Regions from separate parts of the Homo sapiens genome. Here region 1 is linked to region 2. A link is a loop called in an ENCODE intact Hi-C map of the cell type or tissue named here. Cell type or tissue: ovary. All regions are shown on one strand. Links, peaks and the distances in the headings refer to the core of each region. The heading gives the core; the rest is flanking DNA.

Region 1 (8,337 bases), core at 201-8,200, 290 kb after region 2:
GTGGTTAACATTAGTATAATAAAGGATTGGAAGCACTGATTGAGATAAATTCATACCATCAATCCAGTTTACACTAAACCAAAAAATTAAAGATATCCATAAAATTGATAGGATTTATGTGAAAGAAATAACAAAAGTCTTGCAAAGTGCACTGAAAGTTGTCATCATTTCCAACCATGCTGTGTCAAGAATGTAAATTAAATTCTTAAAAGACTGGGAACTTGGAAGAGGTTTATGTAAACTCAGCAAATTCCTGATCTTAGAAGAATGAGAAATAAGCGGAATGATTGATGGCATATAAGCCCTGTTTATCTCTCAACATGTCAGAGCAGGATGTGTGTGTGGGGGCTGGGTATTTAATGTATGTTGGGTGGTGGTTATATAAAGAATATTCAAAATAAAGCAAAAGACTCTGAAGAGAAAATAGATCTAGTCTTCTGTAGAACCAAATAATGAGAGATACTGGACAGCTATGGGGAAAGAAAGAAAGAATGAGTATGGCCCGAATAACATATTATACATATTATCTACAGATCTCCTAGAGCTGTGATTTTCAAACTTTAGTGGGTATCAGCATCATCAAGGCCCTTAGGAGTCTGTGAAAAATAAAGATTTTTATGTCCCTCTCCCAAGGATCCTGATTTAGCAGGTCAATGTAGGGCAGAGGAAGCTGTATTTTAACAAAAACACTCCCCCGCCCCCCCACACCCACATACGTACATCATGCCAAGGAGTTTCAGTTGCACACTGAAGTTCTCCAACTATTAATACTAAACCATGCTATAGCCTGTGAAGGATGGTGAAACTATGGCTAGAGAGAAATTTCCAATTGCCCCTGTATCCACTTCCTCCACATTCAAAGTCATGGGAAGGAGCTAAACATCTAAGTCATGTAGCGGAACCTAGGTCATGTGCCTATAGCTGGGAGCAGGGAGTAGGAATGTTTGGCTCCTCTTGGTCTCTGTAATGAGAGGCAGGGCCTTTTCTTCCATCAAGATGTATGCAATGGGCTGGGTGTGGTGGCTCACGCTTGTAATTCCAGCACTTTGGGAGGCTGAGGCGGGCGGATCACCTGAGGCCGGGAATTTAAGACCAACCTGACCAACATGGAGAAACCCTGTCTCTACTAAAAATACAAAATTAACCAGGCGTGGTGGCGCATGCCTGTAATCCCAGCTACTCGGAAGGCTGAGTGAGGCAGGAGAATTGCTTGAAGCCAGGAGGTGGAGGTTGCAGTGAGCCGAGATCATGCCATTGTACTCCAGCCTGGGCAACAAGAGCAAAATCCGTCTCAAAAAAAAAAAATGCAATGGACAAGTCCTCCAAATTGGAAAGGGGTTCATATACTATGCAACCATAAAAAAAAGGCAGATATTTAACACAAGACAACACTGTGAAAACTTGATCAAGTTGTTGAAGAGAAGAGTCCTTAGGCTAGGTGGCCATTTTGAGAACAGTAAATATTAGTATTTTGAGATCAGTGGACCAATAATTGATATGAATTTAACGCTCAAACTCTCTGAGACTCGAGAGGTTAGGATGACTTGCTGAAGGTCACTTACTAGAAAGTGGCAGACTAGGATTAGCCAGACTCTATGGAGGAAGGAGGATTTCAGTTGGGCCTCAAAGTAAAAGGAAAATTGAAAACGGCAGAGAAGAATATGGGATTGGGGTGAGGAGGGAAACCCAGGGTTGGGGCACCTTATGAGTACAAGAATGAGTTAGGACTAATAAGGTGTGTTTAGGAAAAATTGAATAGCTCAGTTTAGCTTGACTGGAATATTTGTACAGTGAAGAAGCAGGGGAAGATAAAAAATAGACAAGAGCCAGATCCTAGAGGGCCTTGGATGAATATTTTGGGAAGAATAAACTGGTCAGAGTGTATCAGATTGCTTGGATCTGGATGCAGGGATACCACCAGAGTGGGGAAAAAAAAAAAAAGGAAACAAATCCATATAGTGTATTGAAGCCAAAGCTCTAGAGTCAGAAGGTTCTTGGGCATGTTACTTAAACTCTCTTAGCCTCATATTTGCAAATCTGTAAGATAGGGTTAATAGTAATATCTACCTCATAAGGTTGTGGTGAGAATTAAGGATGTGAAGGCTAATGAGTGTATTAGTCAGGGTGATTGCAAAAAACAGATGGCACATTTGTATGAGACAATTTAGGAAAATTTAATAAAAGTAATAAAAGGACTATTATGAAAGATGTGGGTAGGGTATAGGAAAATCACAAGGGATAGCAGAGGACCCCAGATGAATAATGGTGAGGTTATTACTACTCCCAGTCCTGTAGGAGGGAGAAGAGGAAGTGGGCAAAGTTAGTTGATGGGAGGTGGAGATATTGAGAGAGTCATCTATTAAGTATTGTGAATTTAGCCATCCCACAGAGACGCTGCAGAGAGTGAGCTGAGTGAATAAACACCCTGACCTCATTCGCCTTCCTCTCACAGATCTCCTGCCAGGACTTCTCAAAGGTGGAACCCAACAGAAAGCCAGGCTATAAGAAAGACCCTCCAAAAGCCAGAGAAGGGGGTCTGAGCCATAGTCACAGCTGCTTTAACCCACATCCATTCACCTAAAAATCACCCACACTGAACCATATTTCCTCAGTGTCAAAAAACTGTATTTCGCAACTATTATTCCCCAGAATATTTTCGCAACTCCTCTGGGGAAAAAAAAAAAAAAAACATATCCATTAGGATCATGTCACTCCAATTTCTTCTTGCAGCCCCTGGCAACCACCAATCTAGTTTTTGTCTCCATATAATTACCTATTTTGGACATTTCACATAAATAGAATTATTTCGTGACTGGCTTCTTTTACTTAGCTTAGTGTTTTCAAAGTTGATCCATGTTGTAGCATGTATCAGTATTTCATTCTTCTTCTGGCTGAATAATATTCTGTTGTATGGATACACAGTAGATAGACTTCACTTATCTGGAGGGGATATGTTCCAAGCCTCCCAGTGGATGCCTGAAACCTCAACAGTACTGAACTCAACTGCCATCAGTCAGAACATGTTTCTATTGATGTCTTCCACCTACAAATTTAATGACTTTTCCACCTTAGCTAAGCACTTAACAGGCACTGTGGCCATAACTTTTGCAGTTTGAGGTGTGACAGGAAAACTAGCACAAATTTATTTTTCCTTCTTCACAATTTCACAGATAGAAGATTCATTCCTACCGTAGATCTTAGCAATCTCAGCATACAATTTTTTTTCTTTCTGTATTAAGTCAAGAACTTTTACCTTTTAAGTGAAAAGAGGCACTTGATGGCTTCTCTTTAGCATATCTGAATCAGCATCACTACTCTTGCATTTTGGAGCCTTTATTAAGTAAAATAAGGATGACTTGAACATAAGCACTGTGATGCCTGAGATGACTAAGTGACTAGCAGGCAGGTAACATATAGTGTGGAGATGCTAGACAAAGGAATCATTCATGTCCCAGGCAGGACAGAGTGGGATGATGCCAGATTTCATCACACTCAGAATGGTATGCAATTTAAAGCATATGAATTGCTTATTTCTAGAATTTTCCATTTAATATTTTCAGACTGAAGTTTATCACAGATAACTGCAGCCACAGAAAGCAAGACCACAGATAAGGGGGCACTGCTTACCACATTTTGTTTATCCATTCACCAATTGATAGACATGTTGTTTTCATCTTTTGGGTATTGCCGCTATTTATCTCCATGTACAACTCTTTTGTGTGTACAGGTTTTCATTTCTCTTGGCTGTGTAACAAGGAACGGAATTGCTGGGTCACATTTTGAGAAATTGCCAAACTGTTTTCCAAAACAGTTGCTCCATTTACAATTCCATCAGCAGTTATGAAGGTTCTCATTTCTTCACATCGGTGTCAGCACTTGTTATTGTCTGTATCTTAGCCATCCTAAATAGCCATCCTTAACCATGAGGAGTGAGGTGGTATCTCATTATTGTTTGATTTACATTTCTCTGTTGACTAATGATGTTGAACATCTTTTTATATGCTTATTAGCTTTTGTATACTTTGGAGAAATGTCTATTCAGATCTTTTAACAATTTTTAATTGGGTCAGTCTTCTTTTTATTGTTCAGTTACAAGAATTATTTATATATTTTGTATACAAGTCCTTTATGAGATCAATGATTCACAAACATTTTCTCCTATTCTGGAGACTGTCTCTTTTCTTGATGATGTACCTTGAAACACAAAAGCCTTATATTTTGATGTCTCATTTTTCTGTTTTTTCTTTTGTTGCTTGTGCTTTTTTGTGTTATGTCTAAAAAACTATTTCTTAATCCAAGATCACAAACATTTACTCCTATGGGTTTTTTTTTTCTAAGGGTTTTAAAGTTTCAGCTCTTACATTTAGGTCTATGACTCATCTGAGTTAATTTTTATTATGTGGTGTGAAAAAAAGATTCCCCAACTAGTGGCTGCAAGCCAGCTTGCCCTATCTCTCAGGTTCAGGACTTTTCTTCCTGGTAGCCAGCCAGCTTTTTTTCCTGGTAGATTCCTATTGCACACAATTGGCTTTTTCTCATTACTAACACTAAATCTCTTTTTCATAACTTACATTGTCAAAATATTACTCAACTAAAACCTGATGACCTTGGGTTTTTCGTTTTGTTTTGTTTTCAGAGGAATGAAAGAAAAAATCCCTGAAGCTGATTGCGGCTGCAGTACATCCTTCCAACTTGGAGGAGAAATGGTAATAAAACAGCTTACTGCTGCCACCTGCCGTCAAGCATGGTTCAGACAATAACTGTCGCCCCAGAAGTTAGTGGCCAGGCTTAGCAAACTTAAACACTTTGGGAATAGGGTAAGCAGTAGGAGTGAGTAAAAGGTGCTGGTTAGGAACTATGTTGAATTGGCTAGCACCAGCCCAAATAAAGTAGGCAATAGCGCCTTACCTCCAAAGGATTATCACAGCAAGGGAACACTGGTCCAGTAAGAAGAGATCTTGAGGTGTTTTGTTTTTGTTTTTGTTTTCTTTTTTCAAGATAATTCAGAAGTCTACATTTTCAAAAAATGAGCTTTCCCAATTTTTAACTGACAATTTAAACAATGTAAGGGTCATGAGACCAAGCAAAGCAAGTCTCTAGGATAACAGTTTCCAACATCTCTTTCTTCTGAAACAGTCCCAAGGACTGTTTTAATAAATATGGGAGTCAAAATTAGAAGCTACTTGCTCTGATGAAGTTGAAGTGACATTAGTGGTGGCCCAGCATCTTCAGGCTGTCTGACTTATTCTGCAATCTGAAGACCTGGGCTTCTTTTGGGGTAGGGACCAAGTCTTCTTCACCTTTGTATCCCCATCAGTGAGTGTATTTCCCAGGGGAAGCAGATGCTCAGTCAACACAAGATAGATGAACAGGTTTGTGCTTTGGCCCTGCCACAGTACAGCTATATGACCTTGGGTGAATCAGTTAGCTTCTCTGAGTGCCCATTTCATCATCTATAAAATGTGAGTTATGAGGCTCTTTTTTGGTGAAAGTGGTCTTTTATCAAAGGTGACTGGATAATGGAATGTTTACATTCTCCAAGAAGAGATTCTTGAGTATACACTGGGTTAACTGCAGCTGAGAGGTCCTCAGATTTCAAGAAACCAAATGCCATGCTAAAAAGAACCCTTATGAAAATCAGCCTCAGAATAATTTAACACAGACTGAAAGTCGAAGTGCTTCAACTTGAACATAAATGAGGGTAAATTGGATGATTAAGGCTAAGTCCACAACTTTGCCTTCATTCACTACTCAAAACCTTCTGCCTAATTAATTTTATAAAATGTGAACATTTTAGTCTTTAAAATGCCATAAATTGTGGCAATTGTGAAGGGCAAGTGTCAAGATGGAAAGATGAGTGAGTTGCAAACCAGATGCAATGTCCCCCAAAACTACCTGATCATAATACACTCACGTTGCTGTGGGGCCTTGTTAAAATACAAATTCCCAGGCACCACACATCAAGATTATGATTTAGTAGGTCAGGTGGATAGAATTTGTTTTATCCGTATTTCACAAGGCCCCCAGGTGATTCATATGATCAGGCAAATTTGGAGAACTCTGAAGAGGACTTGATTTCTCATCTTGAGTCTAGGCTAGTAACATAAATTTGTAGAAGTTCTCTGCCTGTGATAAAATGAGAATCTGAATTACCAGATTTAGCTTTGATTATCAGGTTTTAAGGTTCCTTTAAGATCTAAAAATCTATATACTGGCCGGGTGTGGCGGCTCACACCTGTAATCCCAGCACTTTGGGAGGCCGAGGCGGACGGATCACAAGGTCAGGCGATTGAGACTATCCTGGCCAACACTGTGAAACCCTGTCTCTACTAAAAATACAAAAATTAACCGGGTGTGGTGGCGCGCACCTGTGGTCACAGCCACTCCAGAATAGTAGGCAGGCCAATCGCTTAAACCTGGGAGGCAGAGGTTGCAGTGAGCTGAGATCACGCCACTGCACTCCAGCCTGGTGATAGAGCAAAACTCCGTCTCAAAAAAAAAAAAAAAAAAAAAACAACAACAAAAAAAAAAACTATATACTGTGTTCATAAATCATATATCTGAAAAAAGACTAGCATACTCATTCCCTCCTTTTATTCCTACTGTTTCAGAAGTCTCACATCTCTAAAAAAGGAAAAACCATTTTGACCAGTCTCATATTCTTGAAGGCCTCTATTTAGACTTTTAATGTTTTTTCAGAAAGATTGTACATTCAGAAAGTCTAGTCCTAATTCCTGACATAAACTGACAAGATTAAAGAAAATGAAATTTATTAGACAACTTTAAACTTGTGTCTTATTACTAAACCATAGACAATAAAGAATATTACTGGTTACATTTTAAATTTTTTGTTTTGTAAATATATTATATTACATTATGTGGAAATTTTGGTGGTGATAGAAGTGTCAGTATGTTAAGTATAAACATTTTAAACATCTCACAATGTTTAGATCCTGTTTTGACATGTCTTTATTATTTTCTTTTAATATACCACAAGCCTGGAAAATGACAGTGATGGGCTAGGCATCTTTGGAACTCCAAGAGTCTCTGTCTCTAATTAGATACTGGAAACTTTCTTCCTCTTATCCAAAACTAATTGTTTCACTCATGCTCTTATCCCATTACTTCTAGAACCCTTATCCAAGATTTATTGCAGTGTCTCCTTCTTTAGGATCTCACCTGTATAACTGTTTCTTCTTGATCTTGTTAAGCAATCCTCTTTCTCCTCCAGTCCCCTAACTGGGGTTTTCCCAAGGATTCAGTTATAGCCAGTGCTCACAAACTCAGGTTCTCACAGGGGCCAGGCAGTAGACAAAAATGACGCAGCATCTGCTGGTGGTTTCTACTCATATGTCCCACCGTCATTTAATATGTCTACAAAGAAACTCAGCAACTTCTTTTGAAGCAGTTCTCCCTCCACTCCTGCTTTATAAATTTTTTTGTCAATGACATAATAATTCTCCTAATTCATCAATCTAGGATGACTGAAGTGTCCTGACAGAATAGTCAGAAAAAGGTTGTGCTAGTGACATCAACATAATAGTGATACTACCACAGATCTAGTCAGGATCCAGGATGAGGCAGGAAACGACCATCATAGTAATGGGCAATATCAGGTCCGCGTAAGTCATGGCAGCAGAGCAAGACTAGGTAGGATTTAGGTACATTATATAATACTAAAAAGGTGCCCCAAAGCCAGTCTCAAGCCGGTCTGTTCATAGCACCAAGAAAAGTTCTAAAGAAATAGTTGCCTCAACTAAGTTATCCAGTTACATTTCAATTAGGGCAGTTCAGGACTGCTGGCTGGCCTAAATCCCAGAGAAGGACCCTTCAGTGAGTGATTCTTAACCTTTTCTGGTCATGAACCCCTTTGAGAATCTGATGAAAGCTGTAGAATTTTTCCCTAGAAAAATGTAGAGATCCACACATTCATAAATTATTATTTAGAATTTTAGAGGTTTTATGAACCACTTGATCCTATTCATAGACCCTAGTCCAAAAACCTCTGCCACAGGCCTTAAAAGACCTTGGCTAAATAGAGCAATGCTGAATCTCCTTAGGAGTGGGGAAGGTCGAGGAAGGAATACTCTTTGCTTAGATGACTGAGCTTACCATCAGAAGTTCCTATGTCTTCCATGTTCTCTCTCGATAGATTCTGTTAATCTGGACTGCCAAAATATATTAAAGGAAGCCCTCATGCCTGGTGTTTTTAAGTTTTCTGTATCAAAAATATTATTAATTGACCATAAAGCTTATGATTTATGTATGAACTCTCAATTCTACTTCATTTGGTCTATATGTCTGTTGTTATGTCAGTACCATGCTATCTTGATTACT
Region 2 (8,337 bases), core at 237-8,236:
GACTCTAAAAGACTGTCCTGGGTGGAGGCTGGGCTGTGTTCACAAGCAGGCCAGTGGGTGAGAACTATGGGCAGCCAGTGAGACCATGTCATTTTTGTCCCTGCCAGACTGTTTCTGTGCTCATAGACATATGAAAACATCTGGAGATACGTTTGAGCTCATTTTTTTCCCCAGAGATGGACTTCCAATTTCCTCTACTGTTTATGGTATTCCCCAGAAAATTTGTTAGACTTGGACCTCTCCTTTAGAATGAATTTGGGAGAGACCAATGTTAAAGGGGGTAATTGGAGAGACCAGGGAAGGCTTCTTGCAGGAGCTATGAGTTTTAACCTAGTTCTACAGAGTGAGCAAGAGGTGATTAGTTGAAGAAAATAGGTGGTAAGAAGTAGTTCAATTTAACACAAGCCATGGAGATTATATGTAATTAAATCCCCTCACTGAACCAATGCAAGAATAAAAGCCAGGCTTATCCCTGGGAGAAAGCCAGAAACTATGCTGTGATACACACACACACACACACACACACACACGGAATCCTGTCTCTACAAAAAAGACAAAAATTATCAGGGTGTGGTGGCACATGCCTGTAGTCCCAGCTGCTTGGGAGGCTGAGGTGGGAAGATTGCTTCTTGAGCTTGGGAGGTCCAGGTGGCACTGAGCCTTGATCCCACTACTACACTCCAGCCTGGGGAACAGAGTGAGACTCTGTCTCAAAATAAATAAATAAATAAGGAGGGGAGGCTGTATATCATAGTCATAAAAAATTCAAGACCTGATGTCAGACAACTTAAGTTCAAATGCCAGATCTTCTGCTTATTGGCTGTGTGACCCTGGGAAACTTACTTTATCTCTTTGGTCCTATTATATTTGTAAAATGGGAATATCTACCTGCTTCACAGGTTTGGTGAGAAGTTTAAATGAGAGAATGCATCAATAGTGCAAAGCACAATGTCTTGCATAGAGTGTTTACTAAAAGCCACATTTTATTTTATTTATTTTTATTTTATTTATCTGTTTATTTATGTATTTATTTATTTATTGAGACAGAGTCTTGCTCTGTCGCCAGGCTGGAGTGCAGTGGCACAATCTCGGCTCACTGCAACCTCCGCCTCCTGGGTTCAAGCAGTTCTCCTGCCTCAGTCTCCCTAGTAGCTGGGAGTACAGGCACACACCACCACACCCAGCTAATTTTTGTATTTTTAGTAGAGATGGGGTTTTGCCATGTTGGCCAGGATGGTCTCGATCTCTTGACCTTGTGATCTGCCCGCCTTGGCCTCTCAAAGTGCTGGGATTACAGGCATGAGCCACTGCACCCAGCCTATCTTTATTTTTTTGAGATGGAGTTTCTCACTCTGTTGTCTAGGCTGGAGTGCAGTGGTGCAATCTTGGCTCACTGCAACCTCCACCTCCCAGGTTCTAGCAATTCTCCTACCTCAGCCTCGCAAGTAGCTGGGATTACAGGCATGTGCCACCACGCCCAGCTAATTTTGTAGTTTTAGTAGAGACAGGGTTTCACCATGTTGGACAGGCTGGTGTTGAACTCCTGGCCTCAAGTGATTCACTGGGCTCAGTCTCCCAGAGTGCTGGGATTACAGGCGTGAGCCACTGCGCCTAGCCAATTTTTATTTTTGAGACAGGGTCTTACTCTGTCAGCCAGGCTGGAGTGCAGTGGTACCATTTCAGCTCACTGCAACTGATAGGGAAGGGGAAAGGGAAGTACTGGGAAGGGAAGAGCATGATCCCTTTAAATGATATGGAAGGAGGGAAGAGTGTGGTCCCTGGCTAGGCCTCTACCCCCGGGCCTATGCCCATGGACCTGGGTGAGGACAGGCATTTTTGTTTTCCTGCCCAAATGTTGCATTTCCCAAGACCACCCTGGCCTGCCATACCACCATCCTGTGCCTATAAAAACCCCGAGACGCTAGCAGGCAGACACACATGTGGCTGGGCATTGAGAGGAGCACATCAGTGGAGGAACACACAGGTGGCTGGATGTGGAGAGGAACGCATCGACAGTTACCAGCACGCCGGCAGGCCATTGAGCGGCAGAACGACACGGAGTTTGGCTAGGGCAGTCAGAAAAAACCTGGGCCGCAAGCAGCCTGACTCCAGAGGAAAACCATCTCCCTTCTGGTTCCCCCGTCTACTGAGAGCTACTTCCACTTAATAAAATCTTGAACTCATTCTCCAAGCCCACGTGTGATCTGATTCCTCCAGTACACCAAGGCAAGAACTCCAGGATACAGAAAGCTCTCTGTCCTTGCAATAAGGCAGGGGTCGAATTGAGCTAACACAAGCTGCCTACAGGCAGCTAAACTAAAAGAACACCCTGTAACACACGCCCACTGGGGCTTCAGCTGTAAACATTCACCCCTAGACACTGCCGTGGGGCTCCCAGCCCATCTGTATGCTCCCATAGAGGTTTGAGCAGTGGGGCACTGAAGAAGTGAGCTACACCCCCCATTGCACACCCTGCAAGGGGTACGAGAGAACTTTTCCTTTTTCACAACCTCTGCCTCCTGGGCTTAAGTGATCCTAACATCTCAGCCTCCCCAGTAACTGGAAGTACGGGCACGTCACCATGCCTGGCTAAATTTTGTTTTTTTTTTGTAGAGACGCCGTCTCCCTGTTACTCAGGCTGGTCTCAAACTCCTGGCCTCAAGCAATCTTCCTGCCTCAGCCTCCCAAAGTGCTGGGATTACAGGCGTGAACCACTATGCTGGCTGGTGGGCAGCCACATGTTAAATCTCTGAGTCTAGCCATAAATCCAAATATCAAATGCACAAAGCCTAAAAACCGTGTGAGTGTGGTCAAAATAGAAACTTTTTGAATGCGTTCTGAAATTTATTTCTGTTCTGTTCACTTTTAGAATTTGGTAGCATCTTGAAAATGCCAACTTGTCTCCATCATGTTAGGAAGAATCATATGGAGTGTTTTGTTTTTTTTGGTCTATATTTGAGACAGAACATCTGTGAACAAAAGGTCTCTGAAAAGGAGACTGGAAGAAAGAGACTTCCAGTGAACAGTTGCAAACCCAGGAGTCACAGCCTCCAGTGTAAAACAAAAGTACATTTATAACGAAGGATTGAAGCATGGTTAGTTCTGATTGGTCAATGCAGCTGAGTTCTGGTTGGTCCATATAGCATAGCCCTGATTGGTCAACACAGCTGAGCTCTGATTGGCTGAGGAAGATGAGCTCTGATTGGTTGGTTCAGGGAAGCACTGAAAGTCTGAAAGATAAAAGAGTGCAGGTTTTCAGGGAACTCAGAGTATGTGTGTGACCCCTAGTCGGCAAATGGCTCGTTGGCTTTATTTTACATTTAGGCCCAGTGAGCTGCTCAAGATCCATCTTGAAGGATTGGCTTTTTCAGGTTTATGTTTGTTCACACATGAAAGGAGGAGCACTCACTTTGGGGCTTGGGGGGTGCAGGGCTACAGTAGAGGCAGGGATCAAGCAGAGCGTATCTCCAGGGGTTAGGTGAGATTCAGAGGGATGGAGTCAAGTTCCTGATCAGCTAAACCTCCTACTAGGAGATTCTACTACCTGAACTTTTATCTCCTTGAATTTGGGAGGTACAAGGTTTTTATTTATTGAATCATCAAACATGCATTGAGGCGGGGGTTACAGTAGTTTGTTTGTTTGTTTGCTTGTTTTTAACTATTGCATGAGTTCTGGACCCAGGGCAGGCTTGAATCTGAGCTCTAGCATTTCCTGGCTGTGTGACTATGGACAATTTACCCAACCTTTCTGTTCCTCTTTTGCTTCATCTGTAACACGAGGATAATCATATTATCTACCTCACTGAGTTGTGAGCATTAAATGGGATAATACAGATACAGTATTCAGTGCTCAACAAATATTAAATATTATAATAATTATTTTATAGTGGTTGGAAATATGGCTATTTTAATTCTCTGTGTACATGTTTAATTCTTTACATGGTCAACTGGTTTTGTTCATCATTGTTTCTCCTCTGCCTGTCTGTTCTAGGTACGACACTTACAAATTTGTTGGGTGCATGAATGAATGCGTACAGGTAAACATTTATAATACAATGAGAGGTGCTATAATAGAGCTTGAGTACAAGACACTTTGCAGGACATGGAGAAGGATATGATTAACTTTGAGCAGTTCCGAAACAGTTCACTGAGCGAGGCTGTTCCCTTCTAGAATTTTCACAGTGCAGTGGGCTGTCAGAGCAAACTGCACTGGGGAATTAAGTAAAGGGATGCTAGATAGCCACCAGGTGGCGATATTGCAGAAGGATTCAAGTAGCGGAGGAAAGGAGCAGCCCTCTTCCAGCCAGGAGTCCATGTTCCTGTCCACGTCAGATTTTTTCTCCTGTCCACGAAAGTTCAAGCTGTGATTTCTTTCCCTTTGTTCTGATGGTCTTGGAGCACTGCCGTTCCTGCCCAAGGCTGTTTTGGAGCTGCCTAGTGCTCCAGCCATTCTGTCATTACCAGACAGAGGACAGAAATGATGCTGTTTCCAGTTCTTCAGTTGTTGGGCTTCTAATTCTTACATCACTGACCTGCCGTTTCCTCTGCTATGCCTCCCATGATGGAGTTAAAGGGGTGAGGGGAGAAGCAAAACTGACATCTTTTGAGACTTCCGGCACTATGTCAGACATATATACATATATAATATGTATGCATATTATATACATATATAATGTGTATGCATATTGTATACATATATAATGTGTGTGTTATATGTAACATAAATACATAATTATATATTTTGATATGTGAGTTGTGAGCCATTTTATATAGTGGGAAGCTGAGGCTCAGAGAAGGGCATCTTTTCAGTATTCAAATAAAATTCTCTAGTTAATCAAAGTTGGTATCAGATATTGGAGATACAAAGATTAGGAAGATGTGGTTCCTACCCCTAAGTCTTGTGCTCCTGTAATACTCTGTGGGTGTGTCTATCACAGGACTTATTGCATCATGTTATTAGTGGTTATTTATATGTCTGTCTTCTCAGATAGATGGTAAATTCCTTAAAAGGCAGCAGCCATTTCAAGCATTCCTCATACTTAGCATAGGCTCCAGTACATAGTAGATATTTAACTACTGTGAGGCACAGAATAATTGTGTCTGATTGAGCAGTGGGAACTAGTGAAGAGTTTCAAGCAGGGCAGTGACATGATGAGTTTTTCGCTGGAGGTGGGTAACAGGTTGCCCATTGGATTGGAGCAGTGAGTGGAGGCAGGCAGGGAGGTGACTGTGGCAGAGTCTGTGCTAGAGGGGATTTAGGCCAGAACGAGGGCAATGGCAGTGAGTATGGAGAGAAGACAGGTTGGAGAGTTATTGAGGACATGAATTAGGATTTGGTCGTTTCTTAGATGTGGAGATCGAAGAATTCCAGGCTTGGGTGATGGTGGTGCCAGCAACAGGTTCAGAGTAAAGAGGGGAAGTGGGTTTGGGGTGGGAAACACGAGTTCGGTTTTGGACATGCTGAGGTTGAGGTGTCTATTCAGGGGGTGTGATATATCAGGATGTGTGAAACCAAAACTCAGGAAAGAGGTTAGGAGTGAAAATCTGGGGATCATGAAGCTGTCGGTGGAGCTTAGAAGCTTGCCAGGGGATGCCATCACTCAGGGGCAGGACATGCAGTGAAACAGGAAGTGGGCTAAGGATGGAACCTGGGAACCTTGACACAGATGGGCTGAAGAATGAGAAACCCATGAGAAAGATGGAAAAAGAATAGCCAGGGAGATTGGAAGCAAACCAGGAGGGTGTGGTGCCACAGCAGCCAAGGGAGGAAAGAGTTCAGGAGGGAGGGAACACGGGAGTGGTTAGTACTTTAGAGGCAGGTAGGAAGTTGAAGGTAGAGAGTAATTCAGTGTGGCTGGGCTTTGGGGCATCATGGAGGAGTGGCAGGAGATGAGCCCAGAAAGTCCATTCGGGCTCTTATGCAAGGAACCTTGGTCACCAGGCTAAGGAGTTAAGGCTTTATTTTGTAGGAAAGGAAGAATCATTGAAGGGTTTCCAATAGGAGTAACATGGTCAGATCAAGGTGTTTCAGAAAGGTCAGGCTGAGGCAATGTGGAGGACGCTGTGGAGGAGGCAGTGACTCATTGAAGTGATGGAAAGTGGCTTTTGGGCTGTGAAAGAAGGCACAGTCTTCCAAGATCTTTAGTAGGTAAAATTGAGACGCCTTGAAAATGGTAGTTAACACTCATTGAGCACTGTTCTAAGTGCTTACGTGAATGATCTTAATTCTCACAACCCACCTATGAGGTACATTAACATCATTTTATGCCTAAGGAAACAGGAACAGAGAGATAAAGTAATATGCTGAACAGAACTAGTAAGTGGCAGAGCCTAGATTCAAACTCAGGTGGTTTGGCTCTAACCCACACTCTTAACTTCAGTGTTGTTTTGCCTTGATTAGATGTGGGGAGTGAGGGGGTTGTCAGTTAGCATCAGGTTCAGCTGTGAGTTATTAGCCATCCAAAATAACTTATGGACTTTCTGTCCTATCGTCTCCACCGTGTGACACTTGTCCTCTGGTCATTGCATTTATGTTTCAAGCAGTAAAATACTGGGTAGGGGGAAGGGGAGAACAGATGTTGGGGAACAACAGAAGTCTCTGCTGTAAGAGAAATCCCAGGACACTGACATTTGCGTGGAGGATGATATTGCCACACATTGAAGTGGCAACCACAGGAAACCTGTTAGACCTTTATCATTTGACAGTTTCTTTTCCCAGAATCCTTCCTTTGCCTTGGAAATGAACCCCTCTGTGACTCTGGTGTGCTGCTCCTCTCCTGTCTAGCCATTCAGTGCTCATGAGAGCTTCCAATCATAGTACCTGTCTCCCTGGCCACAGTTGATTCGATTGGTTGAGGTGTGGCATGTGGTCTAGGTCAGGACAATCAGAATGTTTTTCTTCAATTTTTAAAAATTTAATTGAGGGAAAATATTGCCTCTTGGTTTTGTGGCACAGCTAGGAGATGTGTGGCCAGAAGCTGCTGGTGGCCCTTTTTACAGCCACGGGGAGGAAACTTGTTTCAGAGAATGAAGTGAACTTACAGGAGGAGCAATTGAAAGATTCCTGTTCATGTTCGAGTCTCTGATTGTACTTGTCCTTGAGGCTCATCTACTTATGATTATGTGAAACTTCGGGTAAATTGACTCTGTGGCCCAAATGGTGTTTCTATTACTTGGAATCAGTAAAGTCCTAATTAAATCTGTGTTCAAATAGGTAATTCTGGAATCAATGCAGATGTGTTTAGGGTTTCTGTGTGTGCTGGGGGTCATAGTAAATAGTAACCAGAAGCAGGGAGGCAATTTTTGAGACTGTTTTAATGGTCTACATGAAAAACAATAAGAATCTGAACTAAGACAGTGTCGGTGGGTGCTGTAGGTCCTGGCCAGGCTTGCCACTCCCAGTCTCTTCTACCTTCTAGACTGTGAACCAGCCACCCACCTCTATAGGGTGCTCATCTTTACATGGTTGCAGTACAGCTGGTAACTATTCATTATGAGCATATTTTCCTCTGTGTCCTTGGGAATCATTATAATAGCTGGTTAAAAATTCCTGTCTGCTAATTCTAACATGTCAGTCATCTCAGGGTCAGTCTTCATTGATTGCCTTTTTTCTTTGGTATAGGTTACATTTTTCTGTTTCCCATAGGAAACGTGTTCAATCATTTTGACTTTTCTCAAAACAATGTTCAGTCATTTTGACTTGTCTCCTGGCTATTGCAGAGGACATGTTCTAGAGAATCTGGATTCCATTATATCCCTCTGAAAAGTATTGACATTTTTGTTTCAGCAGCATTTAACTTGACTAAACTCAAATTCCATGCTCTGTCTCCCTCATGGCAGGCAGCAACTGAAGTCTCTAGTCAGTTCTTTTAGCCTTATACAGACTGTTTGGAGACTGTCCCATGAATGCATAATTCAGAGGTCAGCCAGTGATTTGGTAGAGTTTATACACAGAATTCAGGGCTCTGCCTATCTGGCTCTCTCCATTCCAAGATTTTATCCCCACAGTTTTCAGCTGCTGTGGAAACTCTGAACTCTGTCCTCTTGTCTTCAAGTCAGTAAGGTTCACCCATCAGGGAATTGATTGGGGCCTACCCTGTGGTTCAAAGTCTTAAAAATGGGAATCTCATTTAGTTCTGATCTCTTCTTTTAAATGTAGATTCTCCTCCAGTTTCTGCCTGCCTTGGGTTGCTTGTCAATACTTGCAGGTAATTAAAAAAAAATTTTGTCCAGGGTGTATAGTTGTTACATCTGAAGGAGGATGGATTTGATAGGAGCTATTTGGTCATTTACTAGAAGCCAGAATCTGTCTGGTCACTGTGATGTAACCTGTGGTGT

The links. Peaks named below come from ENCODE experiments on the same cell type or tissue, not always from the same donor. Only the 100,000 strongest peaks of a DNase experiment are listed, where the experiment ranks them.
Region 1: it touches region 2 in a loop (2.1-fold over the local background); 54 of 110 quality-filtered maps call a loop at or near these places.

Annotation. Positions count from the first base shown.
Region 1 is chrX:103,841,664-103,850,000 of GRCh38, reverse strand. No RefSeq gene overlaps it. Among named protein-coding and RNA genes, the nearest start is that of RAB9B, 14 kb to the right of the region's middle. In ovary, for the core only: a CTCF peak has its summit at 4,755 (motif pointing left); a DNase peak (open chromatin) is centred at 4,760; H3K27ac peaks cover 1,604 bases.
Region 2 is chrX:104,132,516-104,140,852 of GRCh38, reverse strand. All of the region lies in intron 1 of SLC25A53 (solute carrier family 25 member 53), which reads left to right. Among named protein-coding and RNA genes, the nearest start is that of SLC25A53, 20 kb to the left of the region's middle. In ovary, for the core only: a CTCF peak has its summit at 4,247 (motif pointing right); a DNase peak (open chromatin) is centred at 4,272; H3K4me3 peaks cover 428 bases; H3K27ac peaks cover 498 bases.